Linked DNA regions of Homo sapiens: regions 1 and 2 are each linked to region 3. Evidence: read pairs that join two places in POLR2A ChIA-PET (ENCODE). Cell type or tissue: GM12878. All regions are shown on one strand.

Region 1 (4,000 bases), 58 kb before region 3:
CTTTGACCCCAAGTGATCCACGTGCGTTGGCCTCCCAAAGTGTTGGGATTACAGGTGTGAACCACCGCGCCTGGCCGTGTTTTTCTTGTTTAAAAAAAGGCTCTCAAACTGCGCTGTCCATAATGGTGGCTACCTACAAGTGTCTATTGAGCACCTGACACATGACCAGTCCAAATTGAGATGTCCTAGAAATATAACCAATTTCAAAGTCTTGGTTAAAACAACAAGCATGTAAACATTTTTATATAGCTCACATGTTGAAATGCTAACATGTTGGCTATATCAGGTTAAATAAAATAGATTGGCCAGGCACGGTGACTCATGACTGTAATCCCAGCACTTTGGGAGGCCGAGGCGGGTGAATCATGAGGTCAGGAGTTCGAGAACAGCTTGGCCAATATGGTGAAACCCCGTCTCTACTAAAAATACAAAAAATTAGTTGGGCATAGTGACGGGCGCCTGTAATCCCAGCTACTTGGGAGGCTGAGGCAGGGGAATCGCTTGAATCCAGGAGGTGGAAGTTGCAGTGAGCCAAGATCGTGCCACTACACTCCAGCCCTGGTGACAGAGTGAGACACCGTCTCAAAAACATAAAATAAAATAAAATAGATTATTCAAATTAACTTTATCTGTTTCTGTTTACTTTTTTAAAAATGCAACTACTAGAAAACTTAAAATTACATTTGTGGCTTGCATTATATTTCTTTTGGAAGACCTGTTCTAAAAATTTCAACGGGCAAATAGTTCCATGCTCAAGGCTTGTGAATTATGGTGTCCTCCTCAACCCCTTTCCTCCATCCTTGTGAGCTCTCTTCATCTTGTTCTTCAGTTTGGGGCAGAGTTTAGTACTTAAGAATTGGATCCAGGCAGGGCGTGGTGGCTCCCACGTATAATCCCAGCACTTTGGGAGGCTGAGGCTGGTGGATTGCTTGAGCTCAGGAGATGAAGACCAGCGTGGGCAAGATGGTGAAGCTCCATCTCTATAAAAAATATAAAAATAGGCTGGGCGCAGTGGCTCATGCCTGTAATCCCAGCACTTTGGGAGGCCGAGGTGGGCGGATCACCTGAGGTCAGGAATTCAAGACCAGCCTGACCGATATGATGAAACTCTGTCTCTACTAAAAATACATAAATTAGCTGGGCGTGGTGGCATGCACCTGTAATCCCGGCTACTCGGGAAGCTGAGACAGGAGAATCGCTTGAACCCAGGAGACAGAGGTTGCAGTGAGCTGAGATCACGCTATTGCACTCCAGCCTGGGCAACAAGAGCGAAACTGTCTCAAAAAAAAAAAAAAAAATATATATATATATATGTAAATTAGCTGGGCTTGGTGGCATGAACCTATAATCTGAGCTACTTAGGAGGCTGAGGCAGGAGGATCGCTTCAGTCCAGGAAGTGGAGGTTGCTGTGAGCCTAGATTGAGCCACTGCACTTTAGTCTGGTTGACAAAGTGAGACTCTGTCTCAGAAAATAAATAAATAAATAAATAACGTAAAAAATTTTATTAAAAAAAAAGAATTGGATCCCGATCACTAAATTACCGTCTGTATTTTTGCTTTACTATAGCTATTGTGGTTGTTATTGTTTTTACTGGTCTGCTTTGTTTCTGAAACATTCCATCACCATTAGAGATCTTTTGCTCTGTTTAACCTCTATGCCCTCACCATATTTATACACACACATTCCCTATTTTTCTAATATCATCGTAAGCATAATATTGTTTAGGTCAGGATTCAATGTTTGCTATTATAACTATAAATGCTAGTCATAACTGAACTGTGTATTAAGCACTCTTTTTATTTACTGCAGTTTTTGTTTATCATGGAATCAGTCATTGCCTTGTTATTCTTCTGCTGTTTAGCTTTCCATGTACCTGTCCTAATTCAATCTCATATTCTCCACGAGTTGTCTAAAACTCATCCGTGTGTGTGTGTGTGTGTGTGTGTGTAGATCTTCCTGGACGTGCCTCTCCCCTGCGGCCTGCTCTGGTCTGCACCTGCGCTTCTCCTGTGGTCTACCCACAGCTCTCATGGAGGCCTCCTTTCACCAGATCCTCAGCTTTGCTCTGCCTTTCTCCTGTCTCACCCTTCCTGTTTCCTCTTTCTTGCTTAGTTTCCTCATTTTGGTGAAGCACATCTTTAGTAGCTTCCTGAGAAAAAATACATGAAACAGTTTTATAAGAGCTTGCATAAGAATTTTTTTTCTTCCCTGAAGTTTAAATCCAGTTTGAGGTTGGAAACAATTTTCTTCAGAATTTTGAAGATATTTCTCCATTTCTTTGGGCGGTTTGGAACCAATTCTGACTCCTGATCCTTTGTGTTCTCCACCTCCTACTACCCCCCAACGCACTTAAAAAAAATTTTTTTTTTATCCCCAATGCCTAAAATTTCACTGGGATAGATGCTGTAATATGGGTCAGTCTCCATACTAATTTTCATGTGTTTGACCTCCTATATTGGTCTTTTAATTTTAATTTATTGTCTCTTTTCATTTTTTTAATTTTTGCTGAAGTTTCTGAGAGATTTCATCAGCTTTATCTTTCAACCATTCTATTAAGTTTTTAAAATTCAACTATCATTGTTTTAGTTTGTTGTCTTCTGATAGTTCTCTTTTTTTGTTGCTGTCATTTTTTGCTTTATGGCTGTAGTATCTGCAATCTCCCTAATGATAATTCTTAAAAAATGTTTTCTTCTCCCTCCATACTTTGTTTCAGCCAAATAGGTTTTTTTCTGTATTTGGTTTTCTTTCATAATTTAATCTTGCCTTAGGTGGTAGGTGATTCCTGCTTGTTTACTTGTATTTGAGAGTGGGACATTAAAAGATGACTAGAATCTCTGCATATGGGTGTGGGGCTTATGGATGTGGACTTCACTTAAGAGCCATCTGTTTAGGCTGTTCCCCAAGGAACCCCTATGTCAGTATTTTTAGACAGTGTCTTTTAGGTTAGTCCAATTCTCTGAATAGGGAGGTTTCAGTCTGCAGTCTGGAGAGTATGGGCAGGGTAGAGAGGCATGCAGGCAGAGGAAGGTCTCTGTATTTGTATTCCCTAATGTCTCTTTGTTCAGAAGACTCCACCTTCTACTGTGCCTGGTGTTTTCCAGACTAGAGATCCTCTGTCTTACCCTCTTCAGAAAATACTCCAGGTTTCTGCCAGGGTGAGAAAAAGCAGTTGCCTGGCTGAGCACAGTAAAGGGGAATATTTACCTTTTTATTGCCAAATAATATTCTATTGTATGATATATCACATTTTATTTATCTGTTCATTAGTTGATGGACATTTGGGTTGTTTCCATTTTTTGACTATTATTAGTAGTGCTTCTGTGAGCATTCCTGTATAATTTTTTTGTATGGAGTTATTATTTTTTTTCTTGGATATATCCTTAGGAATGGAAATGCTGGGTCATGTGGCAACTCTTTAAATTTTGAAATGCTATCAAACTATTGTGCAAAGTGGCTACATTTTACATGCCTACCATCAATGTATGAGAGTTCCAGTTTATTCACATCCTTGCCAACATCTGTTATTATTTGTCATTTTGATTTTAGCTATTTATCTTAATGGGTATAAAGTAATATCTCATTGTGGTTTTGATTTGCATTTGATGGCTAATGATGTTAAGCATCTTTTCATGTGCTTATTGGTCATTTGTATATCTTCTTTGAAGGAATGTCTATTCAAATTCTTTGCTTATTTTTAAATTATTTGTCCTCTTATTGAGTTGAGTTCTTTATATATTCTGGACATGAGTCCTTCATCAGATGTATGATTTGCAGATTTTTTTTCTATTCTGTGTATTATCTTTTTACTTTCTTGGTTTGAAGTATAAAAGTTTTTAATTTTGATAAAATCTAATTTACTAATTGTGTTTGTCACTTCTGTTTTGGTATCATATCTAAGAAACTGTTGCCTAATGAAAGGTCACAAAAATTTATGCCTTTGTTTTTTCCTAAGATTTTTATAGTTTTAGCTCTTATATTTAGGTCTATGATCCATTTTG
Region 2 (4,000 bases), 1.9 Mb before region 3:
CATCCAAAATCGGGTTAACATTTGCACTTTGCCTAAAGTGGGACTCCTAGATAAAATTCAAACGACCTTTCTGGTAATCCCAGCGTGTGGGTTTTAGCATCACCAGCTGGCTCCAAATGGGCCACTGCTCTCTCTACAAAGAGGAGGGAGCCTTCAACACAGGGGCCATGCTTGTCCATTCAACTGTGTCTAAATTCACAGATCAGTGTTTCTCTCAGTCCCTAGACCAGCAACATCAGCATCCCTTGGGAACTTGTTAGAAATGCAGAGTCTCAGGCCTTGCCTCACCGAATCAGCACCTCTGGGGTTGGACCTAGCAATGTGTGTTTTAACAAATCCTCCAGGTAATTCTGATGCACACCTAAGTTTGAGAACCACTTTTGTAAATGTGTGTTTCAACTTGACACTAACCAATAATTCTACCACTTAACATTAACAGCTTTCAATTTTATGATCCTTTGTGTTGGACAGGTCAAAGTGGGTGATTTCAACTGCTTAATGGGTACAGAATTTTATTTTGGGGTGTTAATAATATTTTGGAACTAGATAGAGGTGGTGGTTGCACAACCTTGTGAATGTACTAAATGCCACTGGATTCTTCACTTTAACAATGAGTACTATTGGCCGGGTGTGGTGGCTCACGCCTGTGATCCCAGCACTTTGGAAGGCTGAGGTAGGTGTATCACATGAGGCCAGGAGTTTGAGATCAACCTGGCCAACATGGCGAAACTCTGTCTCTATTGAAAACACAAAAATTAGCTAGGTATGGTGGCATGTGCCTGTAATCCTAGCTACTTGGGTGGCTGAGGCATGAGAATCCCCTGAACCCGGGAAGTGGAGGTTGCAGTGAGCCAAGATCATACCACTGCACTCCAGCCTGAGTAACAGAGTGAGGCCCTGTCTCAAAAAAAAAAAAAAAAAAAAAAAAAAGGTTACTTTGATATTTTATGTTATGTAAATTTCACCTTGTTTTTAAAAATATGTAATATAAATGAAACTCAAGTGTTTTAGATATGCCAGTCTAAAGAAATCTGCAAATTAAACAATTTCCAATTCTTAATCATTCTTATTTTGAGTACATCCTAATTCTTTTTTTACACATATGATATGATGCATTCTAATTATACAATTACTAAGGTTTCCCAAGTAAACATATAAAACAGAGTATCTGTAAAGCTGTGATTTGAGTGCTTTTCATGGAAAGTTTCTCATTAGAATTTCTTGATCAGCCAAACAACAGTTTTCAACTACAAGCAAAACAAGGGAAAGCATTATTTGGTTGTCTGTCATTGCTAGGGTGAAGACTATAAAAGAGGCAGGAAGAGTAAAAACCAGGCTTTTAAAATTAAATTTCAGGCAATATCTTATAGTACCTCCACCCTCATGTTGGGCAATTCAAGAGGTCTATTCACATTGCATTGTATGAATAGAATTTTATTTCTTTTGAAATGTAATATAGAATATTTTATTTTATAATATGATCTGAGGATGCCTCCTGGAATTGTGCAACACAAAGGTCTTGGGTGTTGTCCTTTCTGGGTAGAGGGTTTGTTAGCTACTGAATATATTTGTTATAAATATCACTGGGGATTTTTTTAAGTAAATTTATTTTTTAAAAAACCCTAATCCTATGAAGTTTCACTAAATGTAAAAAACATAAATCAATTAAGGCTTGAAGTAACATTTTATTTTACTGTATAACCCTGTAATCCCACACACACACATCTATTATAGACATAATACATTACTATATAGAATACTGGAAAATATCGTAAAATACATTAAAAAAACAATTTCCCTTACTCTCAGAACTGAGAAGTAAAATCTGTTGTATCTTGTGAGAGTATATATGTATGTGTGAACACATATCACACATATATAGAGTACAGTTAATAACAAACAGCATATTCCATTTTAAAACCTATTTTCCCTTACCATATCAGATTTTTTTTCTTAACGAGAAATATTCTTCTACAATATCAATATCATTTGAAGGCCATATAGTATTTCCACTTATAGACGTAGTTCACTTGATTAATTTTGAATTCCCCTTAATTGAACACACTTAATACTTCATTTTTCTTTAAAATATAACAACCTTACCCCTATATTTTGTGCTTTTGCTGATTACTTGTCAAATATATTTATTTGTGGTATCTCTTTTTATACTAGAAACATCAACCTCTTTGTCAAATTGTTCTTCCAGTTTATTGTATTTTTGTTAATTTTGATTTTAACATGTATTTTATGTTTGGTGTTTTCTTTTTTTTTTTTTTTTTTAAAGAAAAAAGCTCTCATTCTTTTTTAAAAAATAGATTCAGGGTATATGTGCAGATTTGTTACATGGACAAGTTTCATAATGCTGAGGTTTAGGCTTCTAGTGTACCCACCACCCAAAAAGTGAATATCATATCCAATAGGTAATTTTTCAACGTTCACTCTCCTCTCATCCTCCCCACATGAGGAGTCCCCAGTGTCTATTATTGTCATCTTTCTGTCCATGTGTACCCATGGTTTAGCTCTCGCTTGTAAGTGAGAACATGTGGTATATGATTTTCTGTTTCTGAGTTATTTCTTTTAGGATAATGGCCTCCAGCTTCATCCATTTCATCCATTTTACTGCACAAGACATGATTTCATTCTTTTCATGGCTGTGTAGTATTCCACAGTGCACATATAGTACATTTTCTTTATTCAGTTATCCATTGATGGGCACTTGGCTTGATTCCATGACTTTGCTATTGTAAACATTTTATGTTCAGTGTTCTCTTTCATAGTGTTGCCTTCCTATTCCAATATTATGTACAAATTTTCCTATAGTTTCATCATCATGGTTTTGTTGTTTACATTTAACGCTTTATTTGAACATCAATGTGATCTGTGAGATAGTAAAAAGACCTAAGTCAATTTTTCCAAACAGTTAAAACATGTTTTTATCATTTATTAAATAACACAGTACTTTCTCCATGGATTTGCAAAATAAGATTATCCAACCAGGAGCATAAACAGAGCAAGTTATTTAACCTCTCTGTGCCTTCATTTCCTCCTCTAAAAGAAGAAAGCCAGTAACAGCATCTCCCTCAAAAAACTGATAAAAAAAAATCCACAAGGTGCCTGACACGGAATAAACTTCATCAATATTATATGACAACCACTAGTATGATTACAATTATTATTAGTGCCCTAATGCTACCACTAGTATGATTACAATTATTATTAGTGCCCTATCTACCCAACTCAATATGCTAGTGTCTTTTTTAGGATATTTACAATTATATTTGTAAGTGAGATGGCCTATGTTGTCTGTGCTTACATCAATTCTGTCAGGCTTTGAATGAGGGACTTGATGGCTTCATAAAATTAAAAAGTTCTGCATCTGTTTATTTTATTACTAAATGTAGAATTTATCCTTGTTGTGATAGATTGACAGAATTTCTCTCAAACCTTTATGAGCCCTAAACATTTCTTTAAAACAACACTTGGAAAAGTATTTCAAGGTCTTTCTTAATTTTTGATCTGTTGTTAAAAATTTCCCTTTCTTTTGGATCAGTTTTGGTAATTGCTACAATTCTAGAATGAATTGTTGGGGAGCATGCCTAAAAGTAGACACCAATAAGGGAGTTGCTCTAACAGTTTAGGCAGGAGATGGTTCCCAATTCTAAATCCATAGCTTTCCCTAATATCGGGCTTGATAAATAACAACACAGTACCCCCCATTTATAATGCCAAAACCAGGGAATTCTCCTGAATTTCTTTCTTTCCCTTAGCACCATTTACCACAGTCCCACATCCCATTCCTCAGCCAGGCCTGTTGCCTCCATATCCAAATTACATCCAACGCATCCACTTCTCTCCATCTCCATAGACCTCACATTAGTCCAACCTCCATGAAATAGACTCAGTTGAAATAGCATCTTAATTGGCTTCCTGCCTCCAGTTTTGCACATTGGCAGACAAAGTGATCTTCCAAAAATATAAATTAAATCATTTCACTCCCCTG
Region 3 (4,000 bases):
CTATTTTTTAATTTTAAAAATTTCTTTAGAGGCAGGGCCTTGCTTTGCTGCCCAGGCTGGCCTCAAACTTCTGCCTCGGCCTCCCAAATTGCTGGGATTACAGGTGTGAGCCACTGCACCAGCCTGATGAATAAATTTTGACACAGCAATATAATAGAATATTATGCAGCTATTAACATTCTGTGTACAGAATTTTAAATAACAAGGTCATTGAAAAAGTCACTGGTCATTTTTGAGCCTAATGTTATAATATTAAGTCAAACAGGCAGAATTAAAAGGAAGAATAACAATATAATTTTAAATTTTTAAAATTTCCTTTTTAAAAGAAGAAAATGGTCAAAGCATTTACTAGTCACTCTTCTTGATTGGTGAAGGGAAAGAGGCTGTGTGCCGTCCATGCACTGGATACTACATCTGTCATGTCTGTGACACTGCCATGTGGTTTTTACCCTTGATTTGTATTCAGACTGAACAAATGATCCCCAAGCCCTTAGGGTGCTAAAGAGTGCATGAGCCATACTCCTTGTGGCCACACACACCTTTCATCCTGGATAATGGGCAGCTGGGGCCACAGGCCCATTGTGCAGTCAAGTATCTTGCTTCCTGCTAGTATCAGCGGGGAGCACGGAGCCCTGCTGGTGGAGCCTGTCCAGCTCTACTAAAGATAGAGCAAGCTGCAGTGAAAGAGAGCCTGGCCATGGCCTTAGGTGCCTTGCAAATTATTGTTGTTATTATTATTATTATTATTATTTTTATTATTTTTTTTTTTTTTGAGATGCAGTCTCGCTCTGTCACCAGACTGGACTGCAGTGGCGCAATCTCGGCTCACTGCAACCTCCACCTCCCGGGTTCAAGTGATTGTCCCGCCTCAGCCTCCCAAGTAGCTGGGACTACAGGCGCCCACCACCATGCATGTCTAACTTTTTGTATTTTTAGTAGAGACAGGGTTTCACCATGTTCGCCAGGATGGTCTCGATCTCTCGACCTCATGATCCACCTACCTTGGCCTCCCAAAGTGCTGGGATTACAGGCGTGAGCCATCGCACCCGGCGGTGCCTGGCAAATTATTAATGGGCCCAGGGTGAATGGACGCAGCATGAATTGGGCACACTGTACCTTTGAAGGACCCTGCCAGCCAAAACCACTGGGCCTGTTGTTGGAGACAGGGCCGCTTCCCGGGTGACTTTATCAGAGAACCTGGCTTTGGTGCCGTGTTCTTGTCCCTCCATTTACCTTTTTGGCAAAATGGAACCAAGTTGTGTCCTTATTCTGTTCTGAGTTGATGGTGGTCCTTTAAAACTTAAAAAGTTTGCAATATGTTGTTCTCATAATCTGCTGACACCTATTTACTCTCTGGTGTATCCTACATATTTCCCCGTTCTTAAGATGGGGCTGATGGTGTGCGTTCCCAAAGCTTTCTTCATCATAGTCTCAGATAAAAACACATGGCACTGGCAGTCTTAGTCAGATCCTCACTCTCCTGCAATCCCTTCTGAATCCTCCATGCCATGGGGCTCACACTGCCCTAGGGATACTGTCAGGGATGTTGAACTCCATGAGACTGTCTGTTCACCTGACTCCCAGGCAGACAGTAAGGCGATCAGGCTTTTCCTTAAGTTGAGCTGAAAGCTGAAATCTGCCTCCTTGAAACCTACCTCCAGCTGTTTTAATTTTGCCAGCAGAGTATGTCCAGCTCTTCACCAGTAACAGCAAGCACAAATGACTAATTTAAGAAAAGCAGTACAGCAGCTGGACGTGTTCCATCTTCTTTGATGCTCACCACCTCCCTGTGAGGAAAGTACTCTTACTACCCCAGCTTCGCAGATGACACTTGGAAAACGTAAGGACCCACAGTTAGGTGGCCAGACTGAGAGCAGAGTGCTGAGTCACCACACGGTGCTGACTCACCCTCTTCACGTGACAGCCCTTCCTGTGTGTGGAGACCACAGTGGTTTTCTTCTTCTCTAGTAAATAGTTGAGTTCCTTTGACCATTCCATGTGTAATAATGTTCATTAAGTATGAAACTAAAATTTATTGAAATTTAACATGAAATTGTTGCATAGTAAAAACTCATGCCTATCATAAGAGAAGTAATTTGGTATTTTTTTCTTGTCAGATAATAGCATACAAATGTGAGATTATGGGATTGGAAAGCAATGTCTCTGAGTTACTTGAGTCTAGAACAGGGGTTGGCAAAATTTTTCTGTAAATAGCCAAATAATACATCCTTTAGACTTTGTGAGTGATAGAGTTTCTGTTGCATTAACTCATCTCTGCCATTATTGCACAAAAGCAGACATAGGCAATATGTAAACAAGTGAGCATGGCTGTGTTCTAGTAAAATGTTATTTGCAAAAACAGGCAACAGCTGGGTTTTGACCTTGGCTTATAATTTTCACTTAATGGGGTTTTTCTTGATAATGAGAAAGAATTTACAAGTGGGTGCTAAGTAGGAGAATCCTAGATGTTTTGTTATAATTATTAATAGCACCCCTTTTTAGTTTCAAAAATGTCTTGGTCAATAAATTAACGTATTGTCATCCTGGTATTATGTCACTTTAAGTATTTTTTTTTAAAGAGATGGGTTTTGCTCTGTCAACCAGGCTGGAGTTCAGTGGTACAATCATACCTCTTCTGGGCTCAAATGATCTCCTGCCTCAGCCTTCCAAGTAGCTAGGACTACAGCTGTGCCCCACCATCCCTGTCTAATTTTATATATATATAGGTGTGTGTATATATACATTATATATATATAAAATATATATAGTATTATATATTATATATAGTATATATAGTATTTTTTATATATAGTATATATATTGTGTATATATATTTTATATATAGTATATATAGTGTATATATATTTTATATATAGTATATGTATTGTGTATATATATTTTATGTATATATATACACACACACACTCTATATATATATATATATATATATATATATATATATATATATATAGTTGTTGTTGTTATTGCCTAGGCTGGTCTTGAACTCCTGGCTTCAAGCACTTCTCCCTCCTGCCTTAGCTTCCCAAAGTGGTAGAATTTCAGGTGTGAGTCACCACACCCAGCCACTTTAAATTTCTTAATGAGACTAAGGTGAAATAGAAACTTTGGTTTATGTCCTTACCATGGTCAGTCATTTTTTGTTACAACAGAACTTTTCTGCATCAGGTGACTTTTCCATAGATTTCTATCCTGTCCTAGTCCAGGAAGAGGTCCTGGCAGTGAAGGAAAACTCAAGGAGGGAAAACGAAGACCTCCTAGAGGAGCATCCCTAGCTTACTTTTTGGGAGTAGTGCCTGTGTGCTGGACACTGTACCAAAGGCTTTATATATGGCCTATCTTAGGAAACAGCTGCTAACCCCAGGAGTTAAGTATGATTATTATTTCAGTTTTACTGACGAGGAAACTGAAGCACAGAAGCTTAGGAAATTTGCCTAGGGTCACAGAGCTGGAAATTTGGTTTGGATTCAGGCCTACACTGTCTGGCTCCAGAACCCAAGCTGGGAGATTGAACAGGTGTGAAATAATTAAATCTAATAAATCAGTCAAATCAAAGCAGGAGAAGATTGGGATGAGGTTAAGAGGTGGAAGACATACCTCTCATCCTATCCATCTTAGGTACAAACATCATGGAAGTCGGGGGTATTAGCTGCACCTTTTCATTACAAAATCCTTAGGCCTGCTGGTTAAGAGAAATCTCAGGGCACTGGAGAGACTTGAGGGCAGAAGATGCCAGGTGGGCAAGGGCATCCTTGGATTTAGGAAGAGTAGGAGGCTGCCTTTTGCATTAGAGCTGCCTCTGGCATTCCCAGGGTTTTGTCTGGCTGGGCCCAAGGGCTAGAAGGACTGGAGGAGTCCTAGCTGTGCCTATCACTGGCCATTGCCCCTCTGCAGCAGAGTAGTCAGTATGCAGCACAGCATCTGCCTGGCACTTAAGATGTGCATCTCTGTGGGACACCTGTGGCTTCTAGCGAGGACAGTG

What was found. ChIA-PET counts read pairs that join two places held together with the same protein. Peaks named below come from ENCODE experiments on the same cell type or tissue, not always from the same donor. Only the 100,000 strongest peaks of a DNase experiment are listed, where the experiment ranks them.
Region 1: POLR2A ChIA-PET joins it to region 3 with 6 read pairs; 2 of 35 experiments call an interaction of 5 or more read pairs at or near these places.
Region 2: POLR2A ChIA-PET joins it to region 3 with 6 read pairs; 1 of 35 experiments calls an interaction of 5 or more read pairs at or near these places.

The regions. Positions count from the first base shown.
Region 1 is chr20:10,451,384-10,455,383 of GRCh38, forward strand. All of the region lies in intron 1 of SLX4IP (SLX4 interacting protein), which reads left to right. Among named protein-coding and RNA genes, the nearest start is that of SLX4IP, 18 kb to the left of the region's middle. In GM12878, no CTCF peak of the experiment used is centred here; a DNase peak (open chromatin) is centred at 2,038; H3K27ac peaks cover 1,704 bases.
Region 2 is chr20:8,603,349-8,607,348 of GRCh38, forward strand. All of the region lies in intron 3 of PLCB1 (phospholipase C beta 1), which reads left to right. Among named protein-coding and RNA genes, the nearest start is that of RNU105B, 230 kb to the right of the region's middle. In GM12878, no CTCF peak of the experiment used is centred here; no DNase peak of the experiment used is centred here; H3K4me3 peaks cover 56 bases; H3K27ac peaks cover 232 bases.
Region 3 is chr20:10,509,852-10,513,851 of GRCh38, forward strand. All of the region lies in intron 2 of SLX4IP (SLX4 interacting protein), which reads left to right. Among named protein-coding and RNA genes, the nearest start is that of SLX4IP, 77 kb to the left of the region's middle. RefSeq lists enhancers at 1,570-2,049, 1,790-2,084. In GM12878, no CTCF peak of the experiment used is centred here; a DNase peak (open chromatin) is centred at 1,880; H3K27ac peaks cover 2,027 bases.